Linked DNA regions of Homo sapiens: region 1 is linked to region 2. Evidence: chromatin contacts called from ENCODE Hi-C data. All regions are on one chromosome and are shown on one strand. Each heading gives the region's core, a stretch centred on a gene start or an enhancer-like site at or near the end of the contact. The rest is flanking DNA. Distances are from core to core; before and after follow the strand shown. Region 1 holds the start of CHD1 (chromodomain helicase DNA binding protein 1). Region 2 holds the start of LUCAT1 (lung cancer associated transcript 1).

Region 1 (6,259 bases), core at 603-3,102, 7.6 Mb after region 2:
TTATTTTGTGAAAAAAATTGAAAAGGTAATAGAATATACACTATATCTGATTTTTTACGTAAAAAATTTGGGGCAAGAATAATGAACCAAGACACACCATTTCCACCTTTAAAGATTTCAGTACAACACTGAAGAATCACCTACAAGCCATCCACGAATAAACAAAGGAGATCTCTGGCAGGGGAGGGAGAGGAAGAAGCGGGGGAAGGAGACGTCAGATCCTTCCCCAGCCAGAAAGTACCGAGACAGCCAACTGAGAGCAGAGCTGTCCTCCGACCTCAGCAAAGAGAATTCACTCCTACGATTATTTCCATTCCACAAGAGAGGGAGGGAAACAGATTGTTACCAACTCAATGATAGCAAAGTCTGCATCTGGATCAGGATGTTAATTCTCTAGACTACTGTCCAGTAGACTCTGCAAGAACAGGTTATCTAAAAAGTAACCGTTCTACTCAACATTTATTCCTAATGTTAAATATTAATCTCAACCCTAGTCAAAGTGCCTTACTGAACAATTAAGTCTTAAAAAATCTAAGTATGTTAACAAACTGCCTTTCCCGTTTCTTCCTTTAAAAAGTTCACTCCCCTTTTCGTTCTTTCCTTTTCACCTTCCTTTCGTCCCTCAAAATGGCTTTCTCTGTACATTTTAACTTCCTTTCCCCTCCATCTCCCTTATCCGAATAAGTCCTCTGAGACCCTTTTCACAACCCTGAGTTCTGAAGCTCCAAGCGCACACAGCGCTGTGTCCTCTCAAGCGTCTCCACAATGACTACCCTAAGTTATTAAACCTCTTCAATCCTCTGTCTTTTAGCAGTTGCTTTGCTCCTGCTAAGTTTTTAAAGCGGCACTCGAAAGAGGTTTGGAAACCATCCTCACTCATCCATCCAGCGCGCTCCAATCAGCCTCCCTCGCGGACCTGCCCCCCTCTCCCAGGGCCTCCATCCCGGTCCAGGAGTCCCTCTTCCCGCCTCAAACTTCCCGCAGACCCGCCCCGCGCCCTCCCAGGCTCGCCCGAGCCGCCGCCCCCTCCCCCTCCCGCCGCTCCCCACGTGCTGGGAGCCCGGGTCGCGGCAGGACCCACGCACCGGCTAAGTGCTAGCCATTCGCGGGTCTCCTCTCGCGGCCCGGTCGGCACCAAGCCGAAGAGGCCGGGGCAGGGCCGCCGGGCCGGCGCAAGGATGCGTTCTGCGGCCCCGGCCTGTACTCGCCGCTCACACGCCCCCTGCGCGCCAGGCCCGTACACCGCCACCGGCACTCACAGAGCCACCCGGCCTTCACCCGGCCGCTGGGCCGCCGCCTGGGCACCGCGCCGCGCCCGCCCTCCGCCCGGCCGGTTCCTGTCCTCTCCGCCACATCCTGACCCGCCCGCCGCCCCCTTTCTTACCGGCGGGCTTGGCGGGGCGGAGGGAGCCGACTCGGGTGGACGGCCTCCCCCGCGCCCAGGCCCGGGATCTCCGCCGCCCAGTCCTAGGGCTCCGGCGTCTCGGGGTAAGCAAGAGTCCGTGCGGGGGAGGGGGAAGGGGACAGACGCGGAGGGGAAGGGGAAGCCCCGGTCCGCAGCACCAACGCGCGATCCCCTGCGGAGTGGAGCTAACAATTCATTATTGAAGCACCAAGGGCGAGGGCAGCAAGAGCTATAAGTAACCAGTCGTCGCCGCCGCCGCCGCCGCCGTCGCGCGCGCGCTCCCGCTCCCTCCGCTTATCTGCCCCCGGCAGCCGCCATGACGCCGAGAAAGCAAGCGAGCGCAACCGTCTCCGTCGTAGCCGCCGCCGCCACCGAGGTCGCCGTCGCCTCCGCCTCCCGCGCGACGTAAGCGCCTCTGCTCACTCCCCTTCCCGACAGAGCGCGAGGCGGGCGGGCGCGCGCACGCCGAAGCCTTTCTGCTCGCGCGCGGGAGGCGGGAGGGACTACGTTGAAGGGTCGTGGGCGTAGGAAAAAAGCGATTGGTGCTGGGGCGGGGCGGGGGGGGCGAGTGCGCGCACGCGCACGAATGGGAGTGCGCACGGCGGATGCGCAGAGGCTGTCGGACTCTGACTGCGCGGAGACCGCTGGACTCTGGTCGCGGCCTTAGTCCGCTGATCCTCGCTTGGGTGCCCGCCCTTAGCGGCCCGGCGTTGAATTCCGGGAAGTGGGAGCTTCAGGCTCGCTCCGTGCGGGTATGGGCGCTAATGTCACTTGGGATGGTTGCGCAAGGACATCGCGGCGGACACTGACAAGGAACCGGGGAGGAACGGGGGTGGGGAGAGACTGCGATGGGACTCGGGAAGCCGGGAAGGGCCGCGCTGAATAAGCCTAAGGGGCCGGGTCGCAAGGAGTGTCGGGTAGCACAGGCCTCGGCTCAGTCGGAGCGCCAGGCCTCAGGGTCCGGGCGGGGGCTGCTGCGTCACACCAGGCAGCCTGGGAACGCAACTGTTGGGCAACCGTGGTGGCCTCTCGCCACCTCTTACGCTTGGGCGATCTGCGATTGACGCATCCTGGGAGCTGATGTCCCGCACGGGCGGGGCGCCGGAGGAGGAGAGAAAATAGAGACCCGGTTGTTGACAGCCTGTGATGCCGCTTGATTCATGTGTGGGTGGCCTGGTTTAGAAATGTACCACCCTTCCTTTCTAGGTTCCTCCCCGGAGGGCGGGGTGACGGGTGCGGCGCCGAATCGCAACAAAAAACGCTGCTCGAGGGATGTTAGTAACTGTCTCAGCTTAAGTTGCTGCCTTTTAGCTTACAGTTTGTATCGTAACTGTAATTGTGGATCTTAGTTAAATCCCTTCAGTGTGTTGGAAACATATTTTTAAGTGTATTTTTGAAACATACTTAGAGCATTTTGAAATGCTTTTTTGAAAGCGTTTTTTAAATCAAAATTCTGTTACACTTTATTTTTTTCAGTCTGCAGATGAACTTGACTCACTCAAGGTTAATGATTTTTGTTTTTTATTTATGTTTGTAGAGGCGGGGTTTTGTCATGTTGCTAGGTTGGTGTTGAACTCCTGAGCTCGAGCGATCCACCTGCCACTGCCTTCCAAAGTGCTGGAATTACAGGCGTGAGCCACGGCGCCCGGTGGCCGAGGTTAATAATAATTAAAAGTTTCTAATCCCATTGTTCAGTTATTTGATTTGGTGTAAAGGCGCACTTTCCAAGTCAGATGAGTTTGTGGTAACATACATTCCCCAAATAATTATTTTTCCCTTGTGGGAAATATTCCAGTTTTAGGCTACCAGCTGTTTAAACAGTTTGGTTCAAATCCTTCAAAAAAATCTCAAAACATAACTCCACATATGTATTTACTACATATTGAAGGGTGTATTCACTTGGAGAAGTAGGAGAAAGCAAACAGATGCCAATGGCCTTTTTGAAAACATGTATCTATCAGCAATAATTGAATAGCAAAACGAAGTGGAACACTACCATCCTTTGCAATATTAGATAGTTTTAATACTGGGTTGTGAGGAATGAAAAGATCATACAAATCGTCATTTCTGAAGTCATTTCTGAAGTCGTCATTTCTGAACTGAGTGCTAATTTTTCATATTAAGCTTTATGTTAATATCCTTAATGAGAGGAACTTCCTGTGCCCGTAATTTCTCCAGAGAAACTATTAACATACACAGAATGTTGTAATCAGAAGTATAGTTCAGTTAATAAAGTCCTCAATTACAACTCTGACATTTTGTCATTGTCTTATGAAAAGAATTACTGTATATACAGTCTATTTTACGTTTTCCGGAAGCACGTCAGGCAGGTTTTTTGTTTTTTTACTACTAATTGTGCCATTGAATATGCTATTCTGTCGTATTGTGCCATCAAACATGCTATTCGAAAAAAGATCTTGCCCAATTTGTAATAAAATATTGAACATTGGAGATTTAGATTTCGAGTAAAATCATACTTTATTGCTTTGCAGAAGTACACAGTAGGTGGAAAATTGCAACAATCTTGCCAGTTCATTTTTTAAAAAGCGTGTAGGTAATCCAAAGATACCTTTTTGATGATTTGTTATCAACATAGTTAAATTTGCAGTGTCACTTTATTTGAATAAACTAGCTTTATCTCTACTTAGTGGTACTAAAACAATAGCCAAACAGTTGATAATCTCAACACATGACTAACGAAAAATTCCACATAATTAACATTAACCAGGAGGTTTTTGTTACTATTTAATTTCTCATTTTTAAAATTTCATATTCTTTGGAAAGAATATTACTTTTCCGGAATCTAAGACAGCATTTTGTGGGTCCTTAATTGTGATATGCTTTACTAGGTAAAGTACTAAATGGGTATCCTTAGGTGGGGATAGGCTGGGAACCACATATCCAGAATTGTGAAATATATAACATAAACAGGATAACTTGCTCCTTTGTTAGCTTTTTGGATGCCAGGGTTAAGATTTTAATTCCATAATTATGTCCTTGTTGCCTGGAGGATTTGCATATGAGAAACCACAAAAACAATCGGGACATTATTAAAATACCCTAGAATCTCAACCTGTGACAGTATTTCCCATGTCCTTGCAAAACCAGAGGAAGTCTTTCCAATATGATTCTTAAATTTACAAAGTCCTCTGAATAGAAACCATGAAATCCTAAGTCATCTTCTAGTGAAGATTTGCTGTACATTTTCTGTTTTCCTAATAAGAAATTAGAGGAGTTTAGTTCCCAGTGTTGGGCAAGGGATAGGACTCAGTCACCTGGAAAGTTCTTTTGTAACTACACGTGCCTGACACTCCTATTCTTCCCCTCTGCTGATATGCAGAATTTCTAGGTTCTAGGTAGTATTTGGGAAGTTTCCCAGATTATTCTGATATCTACCAGCGGCTCATCCACCTTCTTTATGGTCACTGTATTTGGGGATTTTGAATGATAAATTCTTGAATCACTAAAAGCTAAATTTCAAACAGAAAATTGTTAGAGATGATACTAAGAGGCAAGTATGTATAAAATCTAATAGGCATTGAAGAAGATACAAAGATTCCATCCTCTACTGAAAAATTAAGTGTGCACGCAGAGTAAGAAAGAAGGTTAAGTAGCCAACCTCAAAAATATTTAAAAATTATTGCATTGATGCTGTATCACTCATTTCCTTGCCCAGATTCTTTTTTTTTTTTTTTTTTTTTGAGACAGAGTCTCACTTTGTCACCCAGGCTGGAGTGCAGTGGTGCTATCTCATTTCACTGCAATCTCCGCTTTCTGGGTTCAAGTGATTCTCATGCCTCAGCCTTCCAAGTAGCTGGGACTACAGGCACGCGCCACCACACCCAGCTAATTTTGTGTACTTTTAGTAGAGACTGGGTTTCACCATGTTGGCAAGGCTGGTGTCAAACTCCTGACCTCAGGTGATCTGCCTGCTTCAGCCTCCCAAAGTGCTGGGATTACAGGTGTGAGCCACCATGCCCAGCCCTTGCCCAGATTCTTTATTCACTGCTGTCCAAATACTGTTGGTCCTCTGTACCTGCAGGGATTTGCAGGTACAGAGGCTCAACTATAAGGGACTTGAGCATCCCCAGGTTTTGGTAAATGGGGGTCCTGGAACTAATTCTCTGCAGATACTGAGGGACAAACGGTACCACTCATTTTAATGCAGAAATTTTGTATTCATCCTTTCTTTTTAACTCCCACTACCGGGCTTAGTTTAGGCCTCTATTTTCTCTATCTTTCCCTTCAGCTTATCCTTTAGGTTTCCTTCAAACTTGAAATCTAACTAAATCAGTCCCCTGTTATATACCACATATATTTGTAAACTAAACATATATGAAGATGTATGTACATATCATATATTCCTAGTATTTTAGTTACTTAATTTTTTCACAGACTAATCTCAGTATTGCCTCTCATCATTCCTAATGGACACTTGGTACTCTAGACACTTCTTCAGGTCACTGGAAAGGTATCTCTCATTGTAAGTGGATATAACCCATTTATCTTATGGGTCAGTCTTTCATAAGTTCGTTTAAGTAAATGCTCAAGAACTGTTGAGTACCTTGACACAATTGTGCTGACAACCTATAAGACTTGTCAGAAAACTCTCTGACCTCCCTTTTAGGACATGGAATTGAGTATTCTGTAAGTGCGGCATGTCATTGTATCACAATATAGCATTTGTTTCCATACTACATTGTGAGGTCCTTGAGCAAAGAGTACTGTGCCCCAGTGCATTGTATTGATATTCATTCAATACAAATGTAAGAATGTATTACATACCAGACATTCTGCTGAGGGTAGGGAGGGATTATAATACAGCAAAAACTAACACTTTCAAAGTTAAAGCCT
Region 2 (6,379 bases), core at 1,044-3,543:
GCAAGAAAGGAGGGGAAAACACAGCCGACTGGAATTAATCCAAACGTCATTATGTCGTCACAGGGCCATATTCTCAGAGGTGATTGAAAGAATTGCCACAGTGATTTTGCTGGGGTCATTCAGGCCCCTGGTTCTCTCAACTGGAGTCTGACCCATTTCCAGTGAAAGCAGTTAGATCACACTTACATAAACTGTGTTGCTTCAAATGGGCCTGCCCTCCTCTTCACTCACTGACCCTGGCTTGCTTCTTGGCATGTCTGCTGGAAGGCCATTCTCTGTCTGTCCCAGGCATGGCCCTAGTTCAGCTGCGGGTGAAATTATCCTGTTCTGAATGTACTGAATGCTGCTGGCAATGCTGTAAATTGTTGTGAGGCTTAAGGAAAAACCCTGTAGATATCAACAAGTCATAAAAACAGGCGTATTTTCTCTTCGTCTCTTTCCCACTGTGTGTTTTATTCTTCAATATTAACAGTTCTGGGAATGTAAATGTATTTAACTATATTTTCCTCTGATGAACTAGATTTTAGTATATAATTTGTGGCTTCCTTCCATACCAATTTGTTCATATTGATAGCATGCTTCAGAACAAAGCTTCAGAGCTCAGGCTATACATCCTATAACACTCTTGGAAGACCAGTAACCAGACTGGAACCAGAAATCTTATTGCCATGTTAATATGTCATTTTCCTTCTGTGAAATATTCCAATAATGTAAAGAATGCAAGATTCAAAGTCACATAGACCCATGTACACGTTCAATCTACACCAAAGTTTGTGGAGCTGTGTGACCTTCAATAAGTCTCTTAACCTCTCTGAGCCATAATTTCCTCAGTCTGAAAAATGGGATGCTAACATAAGGCCAACATTACAGTGAGAACTAAATAAAACTTTTACATAGTGTCTAGGACAGCTCCTAGCTCATATTTAGTGTTTAAAATAAGCCTCTGATCTTTCTCTTTATTTACAATACCTTTTCATTGGGAGATGAGGACAGCATTTGGACACAACTGTACAGGCACGCTAAGTCTCATCCTTCCAAAGACGTCAGTCACATTCAGCCCCTTTAGCAGTTTCATCAACAGCATGTATAGCACATGTGATAGCAAACAGCAAGTTGGATTCCTTAATAAAGCAGTAAAGAAGGTCAGCCAGGATGTAGGCTTTAAAGCCAAGGCCAGCTCTTCTGGGCAGGACAGTTGTGGCTGATGTATGACAGCCAAATGTAATGAGAGTCCTCATTTGACATATTGAAGCGAGCACCTCAAGGATGGGCAGGGAAAAGAACCATCAGCAGTACTCACCACCAGAGCAGCAGTGAGTGCCCAGGTCAAACTGGACAAGGGCTGGCAGACAGGTGGAAATGTGAGTACATCGTTAGATTTGAAAAGGCCTTTGGCAGGGCACAGTGGCTCACGCCTGTAATCCCAGCATTTTGGAAGGCCAAGGCGGGTGAATCATGAGGTCAGGAGAACGAGACCATCCTGGCTAACACGGTGAAACCCCGTCTCTACTAAAAATGCAAAAAATTACCTGGGTGTGGTGGCGGGCGCCTGTAGTCCCAGCTACTCAGGAGGCTGAGGCAGGAGAATGGCGTGAACCCGGGAGGTGGAGCTTGCAGTGAACCGAGATCGCGCGCCACTGCACTCCAGCCTGGGCGACAGAGCGAAACTCTGTCTCAAAAAAAAAAAAAGAAAAGAAAAGCCCTTTTAAAATGTCCATCCTCCCATAACCCTTTGAAGCCTCCCACGTCCCCCCAGTTCCTCCCAAATGGCATATAAAAAGGGTGATGGCTTTTAGACAAAGGCAGTAGTACTCCCCAAACAGTTAAGGTCCAGAACATCATCTTGTATATACCTGTCTTAGAGCTATCACGTTGTGTACTGGAGTTTCCTGATTACATGACAGACTCCTCTGCTAGACAAACTCCTGAAGACAAGGAGGGGTTCTTATTCATCCTTTAGCCAAACCTTACCTGTAGCTCAGCATGTAGCCCATGGTAGATGCTGAACCAATTTTGTTAACGTGAGAGAAATACAAGAAAGCCAAGTCAGAAATACCATTGTTGCTGTTAGAAAACTTCAAAGAGGAATTTGTGGTCTCTGGTGCCAAGGTCCCATAAGAGTTCCAGCTGGGTGAGCTTCTTGTGAGGAAAGGAGCCAGAAGTCAGAACACATAGTGTGACAATATGAGAGAAAAGAGGATGAAAGCTGTTCTTAAATTGCACCTGTCTAAGGCAATCCGAGCTTGACACATGGTTTCTGGAGGTCTGGGCATTGTCTGAGTGGAGTGTTGATTGTATGTCTCCTGGAGCCTTCTGTTTAAATAACTGCCAGAGCAGGATGACTCAGCAGCCGGAGGATGAGATGCTCTTGATCTGCCGTCCTCTTTAAGTGACAAATCACATTGCCCTGGGTGTCTGTGGCAATCTCTGATATGACACACTCCTTCCTGCCAGCCCATCAACCAGGGTGGCAAGTCACAGTTACTAATCTGGAGACGGCTGAAAATTGCTGACAGGCAAGATCCCATGCTCCAAGTGTAGAGAATCATCTTTAAAATGAACTCTTGTCAATCTTGTCAATAGATTTTCTTTTTTTTTTTTCTTTTTTGAGATGGAGTCTCACTCTGTAGCCAGGCTGGAGTACAGTGGTGTGATCTTGGCTCACCGCAACCTCCACCTCCCGGGTTCAAGTGATGCTCCTGCCTCAGCCTCCCCTGGTAGCTGGGACTACAGGCGCATGCCACCACACCCAGCTAATTTTTGCATTTTTAGTAGAGACGGGGTTTCACCATGTTGCCCAGGCTGCTCCGGAACTCCTGACCTTAGGTGATCCGCCCACCTCAGCCTCCCAAAGTGCTGGGATTACAGGCGTGAGCTACCACGCCCAGCCTAGATTTTGTTACTGAGACTGAGTCTCACTCTGTTGCCCAGGCTGGAGTGCAATGGTGTGATCTTGGCTCAGTGCAACCTCTGCCTCCTGGGTTCAAGCAATTCTCTTGCTTCAGCTTCCTGAGTACCGGGGATTACAGACGCCTGCCACCACACCTGGCTATTTGTATTTTTAGTAGAAACGAAGTTTCGCCATGTTGGCCAGGCTGATCTCAAACTGCTGACCTCAAGTGATCCGCTCGCCTCGGCCTTCCAAAGTGCTGGGATTCTAGGCATGAGCCACGGCACTCAGCCTTGTTTCTGAAATGTAGAGACTGATTTTACATTTCTAGTCTGTCTCCATATCAAAGACTCCCTATTGTCTTCAGGATAAAGTCGAAATTCAATATCCTGACCATTAGGGTCCTATAGGAACTTATCTATACCTACCTTCCTAGCATAATAGAATCTTAACTTGTTTTGCTTTTTTTTCTACTTGATATCGGCTTACTTCTGTTTGTTTCTTTGTTTTTGTCCCTGGCAGATAAATGGTGACAGGACAAAGCTTTAAGAACGTGGCCTAGAGGCCAGGTGTGGTGGCTCACTCCTATAATCCCGGTACTTTGGGAGGCCGGAGCATGCAGATCACTTGAGATCAGGAGTTGGAGACCAGTCTGACCTAACATGGTGAAACCCTGTCTCTACAAAAAATCCAAAAAATCCAGATGTGTTGGTGCACTCCTATAATCCCAGCTACTCGGAGGCTGAGGCAGTAGAATCGCTTGAACCTGGGAGATGGAGGTTGCAGAGAGCCCAGATCACCCCACTGCACTCTAGCCTGGGTGATGGAGCGAGACTCCTTCTGAAAGGAGAAGAAGGGGAAGGGGAAGAGGAAAAAGGGGAAGGAGAAGAAGGGGAAAGGGAAGGGGGAAAAAAAGAAAAGAGAAAAGTGGCCTAGGAGGAAATCCTACCTAGTAGCTATTTCCTGAAAATTGCAGAAGTTACCATTATTAAAATTTAGTAGGCTGGGTATGGTGGCTCACACCTATAATCCTAGCACTTTGGGAGGCCGAGGTGGGAGGATCTCTTGAGCTCAGGAGTTTAAGACCAGCTCAGGCAAGAGTGACACCCCTGTCCTTACAAAAATATCAAAAAATTAGCTGGATATGGTGGCATGCACCTGTGTTCCCAGCTACATGGGAGGCTGAGGCTGGAAGATGACCTAAGCCCAGGAGATGGAGGCTGTGGTGAGCCATGATCATACCACTGCACTCCAGCCTGGGTGACAGAAAGAGACCCTGTCTCAATATAAGTAAATAAATAAATAAATATAAAATTTAGTAGCACAGTACTTTCATGTTGGTCATTAAAGAGCAGTATTCTCTAGATTTTTTTGTTTGACAAATGTTGGTCAACTTTCAAGTAGGGATTCAAGGATAGCTTAGATACGAGACTCAAAAACTATACCTATAGGAACAGAAAACTTAAATTTGTGATTTGGACTAGCTGCTCTGTGCTATGCCCGAAATAAGCTAAATAGGTTTCTAACTTTTTTGTTTGTTTGAGATGGAGTCTCGCTCTGTCACTCAGGCTGGAGTGCAGTGGCATGGTCTCGGCTCACTGCCTCCCAGGTTGAAGCGATTCTCCTGCCTCAGCCTCCTGAGTGGCTGGGATTACAGGTGCACACTGCCACACCTGGCTAATTTTTTATTCTTTTTGGTAGCGATGGGGTTTTACCATGTTGGCCAGGCTGGTCTCGAACTCCTGACCTCAAGTGATCCACTCGCCCAAAGTGCTGGGATTACAGGTATAAGCCACCACACCCAGCTGGTTTCTAACACACTTTTAAGCATTATAAATGCTTTAACTTGTCTGCAAGGGCTGATTCAAATTTCGGATTATGTTTTTGCAACCCCTGGTTCAGATCAAAGGAATGACAATCCACACTATCCATAACCCCACTATTCACCTCTACACCATCCTTCCTACTCACTGCAAACCGTTTTCTAACAGGAATTTCCTTGGCTACATAAGTATTGTCTCTGGCGAACAAGGACTTTGGGTCACACATTTTGTGTTTCCTCAGAGTTTAGTCCAGTGGGTCCTGTCCACACTGTGGTGCTTAACACTATTGACTTGATTTGACTTTGAAAGAGGAGCTCTCCACTTACCTCCAACCTTTGCAGATTCCACTCAAGGATAATTGTGAATTGTGGTTTTTTATTTACCCCCCAGAGTTTAATTACTATTTGCAATATTAATTTCTTTTGGCAGGCAGTAGTAATTTTACAAATCTCTTTTGGAGCCCAGAGGGAAATATTTCCACTTGAGATAAATGTTTGGGTAACAACAATGAAAACAGAAAATATTCAGACTTTTTGTGATTCTAATTCACTTGCAAGTTTTACTTTTTCTGCTTTGAGATATTCTGTAGCTATGAGTCCTTAGGAAATCCACTTTGGTTTACTTATAATAATTTTAAGCAGTATTTTAAAATGAAACAAAGTAAAACAACATGTTGTTTCATTAGGTTACTGTAAACATTTAAAAATACATATGTAAGGCTGGGCACGGTGGCTCACACCATTGGACTCCAGTCTGGGCAATAGAGTGAGACTCTGTCTCAAAAAAAAAAAAAAAAACAAAAAACACACACACATAGAAGAAACTCTGAAACATATAATCTCACAACCAAGGAATAACAATGGTAGGTATTCTGGAGTACACACTTTACAAAGTTGTTTGTTTGTTTGTTTTTGGAGTTGGAGGTGAGGGTAGGTGGGAAGGTGAAGTTGGGGGCGAGGTCTTTGTTGTTGTTTTGTTGTTGTTGTTTGAAGCAGGGTCTCACTCTGTCACCCAGGCTGGAGTGCAGGCCGCGATCTGGGCTCACTGTGGTCTTGATCTCCCTGTGCTCAAGTGATCCTCCCATTTCAGCCTCCTGAGTAGCTGAGTAGCTGGGACTACAGGTGTGTGCCACCACGCCCAGCTGAATTGTTTTGTTTTGTTTTTATTTTGTAGAGATGGGGTTTCACCATGTTGCCTAGGCTGGTCTCGAATTCCTGAGCTCAAGCGATCTGCCTGCCTCAGCCTCCCAAAGTGCTGGCATTATAGGAGTGTGTCACTGTGCCCGGCCATCAGAATTTTACTTTTATAAGGAATACTGATCATGCTAGTTTGTTAACTACTTTTCAAATTTAATAATAGATGACACACCCTTTTCTATAGCTATTTAATTGTTCTAACAATTTCTTTGGCTATAACAATTTATTCTTTTATGGCTTCATAATATATTTAGCCAAACCTTGTATTTCCCATTACTATATAATGCTACGAAGACAGTTTTGTAAATTAATATTTATTTGAATCTCCTATTCAGCCCTACATGTAGACTTCCTGAATTGAATGTCATGATATTTCTGAAGCTGTTTTTTTTTTTTAATAGATGGCGGTCGGGCACTGTGGTTCCCACATATAATCCCAGCACTTTAGGAGGCCAAGGGGGGCAGATCCC

What was found. Hi-C counts contacts between places; a loop is a spot of excess contacts on that map. Pooled maps may share reads with other maps.
Region 1: a pooled map shows a loop between it and region 2 (7-fold over the local background). The contact joins the promoter of CHD1 here to the promoter of LUCAT1 in region 2. A Hi-C loop is called at or near these places in 3 of 50 pooled maps.

Annotation. Positions count from the first base shown.
Region 1 is chr5:98,927,155-98,933,413 of GRCh38, forward strand. CHD1 (chromodomain helicase DNA binding protein 1) reads right to left here and starts at 1,853. Exons shown (of 36, transcript NM_001270.4): 1 at 1,385-1,853. CHD1-DT (CHD1 divergent transcript) reads left to right here and starts at 1,408. Exons shown (of 4, transcript NR_151718.1): 1 at 1,408-1,488. LOC100289230 (a long non-coding RNA gene) reads left to right here and starts at 1,980. Exons shown (of 1, transcript NR_036530.1): 1 at 1,980-3,855. RefSeq lists silencers at 997-1,626, 1,887-2,096 and enhancers at 1,870-2,768, 2,257-2,586.
Region 2 is chr5:91,312,109-91,318,487 of GRCh38, forward strand. It overlaps LUCAT1 (lung cancer associated transcript 1), which reads right to left and starts at 2,294. Exons shown (of 5, transcript NR_103548.1): 1 at 1,972-2,294; 2 at 1,530-1,669; 3 at 970-1,121. RefSeq lists enhancers at 1-367, 1-274, 1,719-2,918, 1,806-2,593.